2 separate regions of the Homo sapiens genome follow, and region 1 is linked to region 2. Evidence: chromatin contacts called from ENCODE Hi-C data. All regions are on one chromosome and are shown on one strand. Each heading gives the region's core, a stretch centred on a gene start or an enhancer-like site at or near the end of the contact. The rest is flanking DNA. Distances are from core to core; before and after follow the strand shown. Region 1 holds the start of SGMS2 (sphingomyelin synthase 2). Region 2 holds the start of LEF1 (lymphoid enhancer binding factor 1).

What was found. Hi-C counts contacts between places; a loop is a spot of excess contacts on that map. Pooled maps may share reads with other maps.
Region 1: a map of ascending aorta shows a loop between it and region 2 (2.2-fold over the local background). The contact joins the promoter of SGMS2 here to the promoter of LEF1 in region 2. A Hi-C loop is called at or near these places in 1 of 168 maps with a recorded cell type or tissue (ascending aorta), 2 of 37 single-sample maps with no recorded cell type and 5 of 50 pooled maps.

The regions. Positions count from the first base shown.
Region 1 is chr4:107,822,648-107,826,544 of GRCh38, forward strand. SGMS2 (sphingomyelin synthase 2) reads left to right here and starts at 2,285. Exons shown (of 7, transcript NM_001375905.1): 1 at 2,285-2,606.
Region 2 is chr4:108,167,682-108,171,918 of GRCh38, forward strand. LEF1 (lymphoid enhancer binding factor 1) reads right to left here and starts at 1,251. Exons shown (of 12, transcript NM_016269.5): 1 at 1-1,251. The coding sequence starts at 86. LOC124900752 reads left to right here and starts at 258. Exons shown (of 2, transcript XM_047416528.1): 1 at 258-1,221; 2 at 1,429-3,289. The coding sequence starts at 819. The coding sequence ends at 2,015. It overlaps LEF1-AS1 (LEF1 antisense RNA 1), which reads left to right. Exons shown (of 3, transcript NR_029374.1): 1 at 1-152. RefSeq lists enhancers at 851-940, 3,011-3,641 and a silencer at 1,201-1,250.

The DNA.
Region 1 (3,897 bases), core at 1,035-3,534, 340 kb before region 2:
ATCTCAAAAAAATTTTTTTAAATTTAATTTTTGTAGGTACATAGTAGGTATATTTATGGGGTACACACAATATTTTGATATAGGCACATAATGCATAATAATCACATCAGAGTAAATGGGATATCTACCATCTCAAACATTTATCCTTTCTTTATGTTACAAACCAATTATATTCTTAGTTATTTTAAAATGCACAATTACTGTTGCCTGTAGTTGCCCTGTTTTGCTATCAAATACTATACCTTATTCATTCTATCTAACTATATATATATTTTTTACCCATTACCCATCCCCCCTACCCTTCCCAGCCTCTGGTAACCATCATTCTACTGTCTCCATGAGTTCAATTGTTTTAAATGTTAGCTCCCATGAATAAGTGAGAACATGTGAAATTTGTCTTTCTGTGCCTGGCTTATTTCACTTAACATAATGACCTCTAGTTCCATCTATGTTGTTGCAAATGCCAGGATCTCATTCTTTGTTATGGCTGAATAGTACTCCATGGGTATATGTAACGATTTATCCATTCATCTGTTGATGGACACTTAGGTTGCTTCCAAACCTTGGCTATTGTGAGTAGTGCTGCAATAAACATAGGAGTGCAGGTATCTCTTTGATACACTGATTTCCTTTTTTGGGCATATATACCTAGCAGTGAGATTGCTAGGTCATACGGTATCTCTATTTTTAGTTTTATGAGGAACTTCCATACTGTTCTCCATAGTGGTTATACTTTTTACATTCCCACAAACACAAGGGTTCCTTTTTTTTTCCACAACCTCGCCAGTATTTATTGCCTGAGCACCTTTTCATATACCTGTTTGCTATTTGTATGTCTTCTTTTGAGAAATGTCTATTCAAATCTTTTGCCCATTTATTACTCGGACTATTAGATTTTTTTTTCCTATAGAGTTGTTGGAGCTCCTCATATATTCTGGTTATTAATCCCTTGTCAGATGGATAGTTCCCATTCTGTGGGTTGTCTCTTCAGTTTGTTTCCTTTGCTGTGCAGAAGCTTTTTAGCTTAATATGATCCCATTTGTCCATTTTCTTTGGTTGCCTGTACTGTGACGACATCTTGAAGTTGCGAGTTTGGGGATTGCCTGCCTTGTATATTCTTTTCTGTTACCATCATCTTTAATAGCCACAAATGACTGTTGACCCACATGATATCTGCACTAGAAACCCAAAGATTCCCGTCATTATTTTTGTTGATTATATGGAAGCACCCATAAACCAGCGCAAATCCTAAACATAATTATCTTGTCCAGAAGGAGACATTAATGTAAAACTTATGTCAAGAAAGATTTAGCCACATTCCCTCGGATTGGTCATTCCTAGTTAGAGTCCTTGAGGCTGCCATCGTTTACTTTGAAAACTGCCCAGCAGGTGTATGAATAGCAACTCCAGGACAATGTAGAACCATTACCATTTTAAAGACAGCAATCCCCCTTTTAAAAAACTACTGAGGCCTTCGAAGAAACCACACGGCTGCCTTGGGCCCCAAAAGCTGCGGAAAAGCGCAGTATTCAGTTAAGCAAATAACTACTTACACTGTTTATTTTGGTTACGATTCCTTAAGTGAGAAGTAAATCAATTAACAGGACAAATGACACGATGGTTAGGCACGAAAGGGACAGTGCTGCCACCTCATTAGCTTGGAGCAACCTTCCAGCTCATACCATGCGGACTGATGACTAACCTTGCCAGGCAACGCTGTGAGGTTTGGAAACCCACCTCTTTGACCTAGGCCCGGTCAACACCGATAAACCCTCTGAATCAACGCTGGCGCTCCCAAGCCCACTCACACGCCGTCAGGAAGCAGTTTCCGAAACAGGCCGGGTGCGGGGGTGGGGGATCCCGTTCCAGCCCCACCCCTGAAAGTTGCTGGGAGTGGCACCCAAAGAACTTTCCCAGATTGATCTCTGTTGCCGCTCAGGGAGGTCAGCTCCAGGCCCTCAGCCTTTCGGCCGGGAGCCAAACTGCCCTGCCTGCCAAGCCCCTCCTTCTCTGCACCTTAAACAGCCGCGAGGGGAGAGTCGGCTGGGATTTTCTTCTTAAGAAGTCGCGCAGGTTTTTCGAGCTCCACTCTGCGCCAGGAGAGCCACGGCAGCAGGAACGGGCACTGCTGCCACCGGGCCGACGGGTGAGTCACTGTTTGGAAATGGAGTGGGCGGGCGAGGGTGTGAGAGAATGAATGATGTCAAGAGCGCGCTGGGCGCAGGGCGCAGGGAGCGGGCCGCGCGCGGCGGGCGGGGAGAGCGGGCGCGGGGCCGCGGTCAACACTGAGCGCCGCGCCGTGGGCCGAGTGGGGCGGGGAGACCCAGCCCTCGGCGCGCACGGAGCCTGGCCGGTGCTGCAGCGCCGCCGAGTGCGGCCTCGGGGGCGGCGGCCGCGGGAGGGACCCGGAGAGCTGCTTCCCCTAGTCAGGCCGCGGCGTGGGAGGGCGAGACCCCGAGCAAACTTTCTAGCGGCTTCGGCCCGAGGGTGGTGACGCCCGGGGCTGGTCGCGGCGGCTGCGGCAGCGGGCTCCATCCCCTGGCAAATCCCCTTCCCGGGAGCAAGTGCCTTCAGCTGGGAGTGTCTGGAGCCCTGGCCACCAGCGGGTAAGGAGCGCGCGGAGGGGCCAGGAGGAGGATGGGCTGGGGAGCGGAGAGTCCTCCGAAGCGCGGGAGGGGAAAGGTGGATTGCGAAGCGGGGACGTGGCTCTAATCCGGCCCCCACCCTCCCCGCCCAGGGCATGCTTCCTCGATTTTGTGGTCTGGAGGAGAGATGTGTGCCTTAGTCTCCTTCCTCTGAGCAGTCATCTCATTCATTTGCAACCCATTTCGGGTACCCCGGTCCTGGCGTTGGAAGGGCACAGGTTAAACCCCAGATTGTCCAGAACCACTCCGGAGGTCAGGGCTGAAGTTCAGTTGGTGGAGGAGGGACTGTGTGTGTGTGTTTGTGTGTGTGGTTTTTCTTTTCTTTCTCTTTTTTTTTTTTTTTTTTTTTGAGAGGCACTTACTGATGATGTGTGAACAGTAACAGCCCAGCTCTGGGCAGCCCACACCGAAACCCTTCAACGTGTGGCATTCCAGAGCTGCTCCCTTTACGGAAGGGAAGACTTGGTTTCTCAGCGAAAATAAGGGGCGGGGAACCCCTGTCAACATCCATCCAGAGGTATGGATAATCATTAATTATCCACGGCTTGAAACCAACTCAAAATGTTATGTCCTGTAGTCTTTTTTATTTATTAATGTTGCCGGTCCTCTATTTCAAGTCTTGCCTGCTCTGAAATGACCTTAAAATCATTTTGACATGTGTGTTATATTTTGAAGAGATTCAACTGTTTAGTGTCACTGGATTCGGCGTGGGTTTTCAATCTGTACCTAACTTTTCAAATCCTTGGTTTCATTACCAGTCTCCTCTATTAACGGTGGGTGCTCAGGCACATTAAACATTCTGAACCAGTAAAATGGGATTATAGCTACTTCAGATAATAAGGTGGATTAAATAAGGATTAATAATGAGGATAATAATGAGGATTAAAGCGCAAAAGACTTCTCATAATGTCTGGTACAAAGCAGACCCCAACAAATTATAGCTGTTTATATATAAATAATAGTGTGTTGCAGCTGGCTTAGGTAATAACCAATTAATTTCCACAGAATGTCCTCCTTATAAGCCTGGTGGGCCGAGGGTTAGCATGTGAAATCCTTTGGCAAGTTCCTTAGATTGGGAAGTGATGTTTTCAGCAAGTTAAACATTTTTAGTACGGATACCTGAGAAGGTTATGGTTTCCATCCTGTGTCATGGGAACTGCCATTTACTGTTTAAACAATGTCAGAGCAATGGCTGAAAGTGACAACCTGGAATTTACAGGAAGAAAGGACGTGAGGAAGCTAACTTTACCTT
Region 2 (4,237 bases), core at 1-2,500:
TCGTCCTTGAAGGGGATCATCTCGTCCGTGGCGCAGAGTTCCGGGTCCCCCCCGCCGCCGCCACCTCCTCCGGAGAGTTGGGGCATCCCGGCGGCTCTGTAATCTCCGCTCCGCTGTGGGAGCACCCGCGCAACAGCAGGAAAGACAGAGGGGTAACTCAAGGGTGGGGGAGGAAAGGAGAGTTGGAAGGGTTCGTGCAGCAGGACAGCGGGCGGAAGCGGGGCGGGCGAGCGCGGGGCCGCCGGCCGGCAGCCGGAGCAGCTGCCGCGGCGCCCGAATCCCGGCGGCCGCCGCGCTTTCCCGCTTCGCGGAGACCGACGCAGGCGCCCGCCCCCGAGGCCGAAGGGCACTGGGCGGCGAGGGCTGCGGTAGCTGGCGACTCCGGGGGCGTCTGCGCGGCGCGCGCTAGACGAGGCTGCCCCGGCGGCCACCCCGCGACCCCGCGTCGCCGGGATTTGCGCGCGGAGAACGCCGGTTCTGGAGGGAGCACGCCTCCCCAAAGTGCAGAGGAGGGTCCGGCGGCGCGTCTCCGCGGAAACCCTCTCCACTGTAGTTACCCCGGATGCCGACTTAGTAGTTTGTTTTCCGAGAAAAGAGAGGGGATCTGGGCAGAAGGGCCCCGTTTGCCCCAAAAGAAGGTGCAAGGATCAGAAGATAACGAAACGTCCACTTCCTGAAGGGTGGGAAAAAAAGAAAAAGAAAAAGGAGCCACCCACGCTGGAGATGTCCGTTTTAGATCTTCTTATTTTCTTCCCTTTCGCTTCGGTTTTTCTTCTCGAGGCTCATTTAATCTGCTAGAGAAGGAGGAGGAGCAGAAGATGGGGGCCGAGGAGGAGGGGAAGAGAAAGAGAAGTTTGCCAAGAATAAAGTTTTTGCCGGCAAGCGCGGGGACTCCGCAGTGGAGGGCACTGCGGAGTCTCGGGGAGTCACAGCGGGGGCCTCGGGCCCAAATGCCTCTGCCCGGAGCTCGAGCCGACACACACACTCAGTCCGACCCCTCTTTGTTCCCGGCTCGAGTTTCTCAGCCTGGCTCGCCGGCTCGCCGCTCTGCACGCCTCCGCCGGCCAGCTCTGTCAAAGCAAAGAGCTGCGCCCCTTGAGTTCGCCCGGCCGAGGGGAGGGGACGCCCCGAGCTTGGCCGCGTGCGAGGCTCCGGGCGCGTCCTGGTTCCTCGGCCCGAGAGCGCGCAGCCCGGGTCCCTCCTCCGCGCCCTGCCCCGCAGGTGAGCGGCTGCGCCTCCCCACTGCTTCTCCTCCTCCCGCGCCTCGCCGGCGCTGAAAAGCTACCCACTTGCGTCGCTTCTCCTCCCTCTCCCCTCCCCCGCCTCTAGCTCTCCTTGGCTGCCCGCTGGAGGGGAGGCGGGGGGTGAGGGGGAGTCGGCGAGAAGGAGGTGGTGATTGAGGGCTTTTTTTTCTTTTTCTTTTCCCAGATCCTGTAGGACGAGTCTTGGTTTTGGGGTGTGTGAGTGTGGTGTGTGCGCGCGCGCCTGGAGGGAAGGATCAGGCAACTTGGCGAGAGAAGGAAGGACCGGGCGCTGCTTATAACCCACCGAAAGGCACGCTTTGCCCGCGTGAAACTGACAAGAAACATTGCCGCAGTGGCTTGACTTCATCATCTAAGTATCTATTTACTTGGCCCCCACCCACCCACTCCTTTTCCTCTGCCAGTCTCTCCCCTACCTCCTTGACGCCTCCCACTCTCCCTCCCTGGCTCTGGCAGAGGGAGGAAGATGAAAGAGAAAGCCGCTGCCGCTGTGATGGACACCACATTGATAGATGCTCTGACAGTGGGGAGAGGCGGGAATCTGGGACTGAGAAAAAAAGGAAAAGGGGAAAATATAACAGACATTGCTCAACTATTAAGAGAGAACAGAAGGACAAGGAAAAGAGAGTTGTAGCTTTCCCGAATATAATATCACACACACGCTCTTTGGAGACAAGGGAACACACTAGTGAAAATAAAATCTCTAGGCTTACGGAGAAAAAATATGACGAGGAAGAAGGAACTGAAGACTAGATTTTAATTATTGCTTTTTAAACAATATATCTTTCATTCTGTTCTCACCACGGGATGTACGGAGAGTTGTGCTAGGTCTCCAGTGGGTTTTCAGAGACACACACCGCAGTGTGTGGGAACCTCATCGAGAATGAAAAGATAATCCAAGAAGGGGGAAGAGAAGGCAAAAGGACTCAGGAGAGCAAAGCCAGAAGAGGGAGGGAGGACGGGGTAGTCCCTGGCACCTTGGACTGCGAACTGAAAGGGACCCTTGAAGACACCAATCCGAATACAACCTCAAAAATTCCCCAGTCTCCACTGTCTCTTTGATGAATTTTGTACAAAGACAGGAGTTTTCAGGAGATACTTTGTGAAAGTTACAGCAGAAGGGAAGCTGAAGTTTGAAAACACATTACATTTTGTCCCTTGGTTCTCAAACCCCCTCAGTTAAAAATCTAGGCAAAATTATTATATCCAATACAGTAACCATCTGTAAAACTTCAGAACAGTAAACAAAGGACATAAAGAAATGTATCTTCATCTCCCTTAAATCGAAAACAAGCAAAACACTACAGAATCAGATTTTGCTCCATTATATAGGAATTGTCTGGCAAAGATCCCTCTTTTTTTCCTAAAGGTGAAATTTCAGGCTGCTGAACATTGAATGGGTAAAGATTTTTACAATGCTGTATCTAAGTGAGCACTAATGACTTCACCTACTAATAACGACTACTTCTTGGGAATAAGAATTTACTAGGAAGCAATTTTTAAAACTTTACAAAGGATCCAATTGGTCCCTACAACATGGCCAGTAGTCACATGTAAATTCTATCTGGAAGATTGGGGTGAAATTAAGGGGTTGGTGAAGGAATCCAGGAAAATTAAAACATTAAATCCATTTTTAATAGCTGACAATGCTATGCCTCAAGAGAAGAAAAAGAGTATATTCTGCTACAGTGTGTGAGAAACCCAATTTTTGTTTTTGGATGATGGTGGTATGTCACTTCCCTTAAAGTTAGGCACCAGTGTGAGTAGTGTCCCAGAGAGGTGAACGTGTAGCTGTGTCAGACATTTATAGCCCCATTCTTAAAAGACACATGGGAAAACAGTCAAAAGTCCTCCCATAACTGCACCAATTTGACCAATAGGAAAACAAGTGGAAAATGCAGTTTCACCAAAGCAGAGTAGAGGTTCCTTTTCATCAAACCCTCAGGAGGGGGAGGGGAGAACACAGAATGGCCAGGGGGTACTTTCTGGAAGCCGAAGAGAGATTAAATGATGACTCTTACATCCCCCCCGCTGTTTAAGTGCTGAAACTAATTCAGATCCCACTTTCTCCTTCATGTTAACTCTGGATTCCCCGAGTAATTTGGAGCCTATGCTCCAGGTTTCCTGAAGATTAGAAGCTCAAGAAGATGGGAATTTTTAGAACAATAACTAGGGGAAACTGTTTACTTGAAGGGCCAAGGGTAGGGGGCTGCGTTTGGTATTTTACTGAGACCCCGTCCATTGAAAACATTGTTTCTAACGAAATCACCCAGCACCTTGCTCTATTTGCGTGGCTGTTTTCCTTACAGTGGTGTAACTTGTGTTAGCTGATTGTCTTTAGGATTGTTGTAAATCTTCTGATGAGCAGCACTTAGAAGGGGCTTTAGTAAAAACCATGCGCCCCAAATTTCTAAAGCTTCGTTTGGGAGAGAGGTTGACATTTGCACATGAAGTCTGTCTTTTGGAAACAGCAGGAGGACGCAGGAGGGGCGAAGTAACCCCGGGAAGACGTTCTTCCCCCTCCCTTACGGATTCAGTGTAGTTCCTGGCATAAGCAATTCTGTCACCGGGCGGTCTTTTCTAATTCGTGTGGGGGCTGATATTAACATAAGCAGCCGCCTCTTCGGGTGCGAGTGGGATCCCAGGTCCGGGATGTGGTGGGTGCGGTGCGGGAGAGGCACCCGCCGCCCCCTTCACTCGGATGTTAGAGGCAAGTTGTTCGTGTGAACTCGAGCGAACGACTGGAGGTTGGCTGTTGTAGGTTCACTCCTTCAGGATGTGGGTTTCAGGGGGCGTTTTGATGTGATTTAATTCCGACCGTGAAAACAATTGCTAGGGGCTGGCTGGATTGCTGTTGGTTTTTCCCCTCCTGGTGGCTTTGCTTGGTTTGGGTTTAGTTTGGGAACAAACTTGTTTTATATCAACACTTCCTTCTACATCGGGCGCCGTCGCCTCAACTGCGCGTGGGGGGCGAG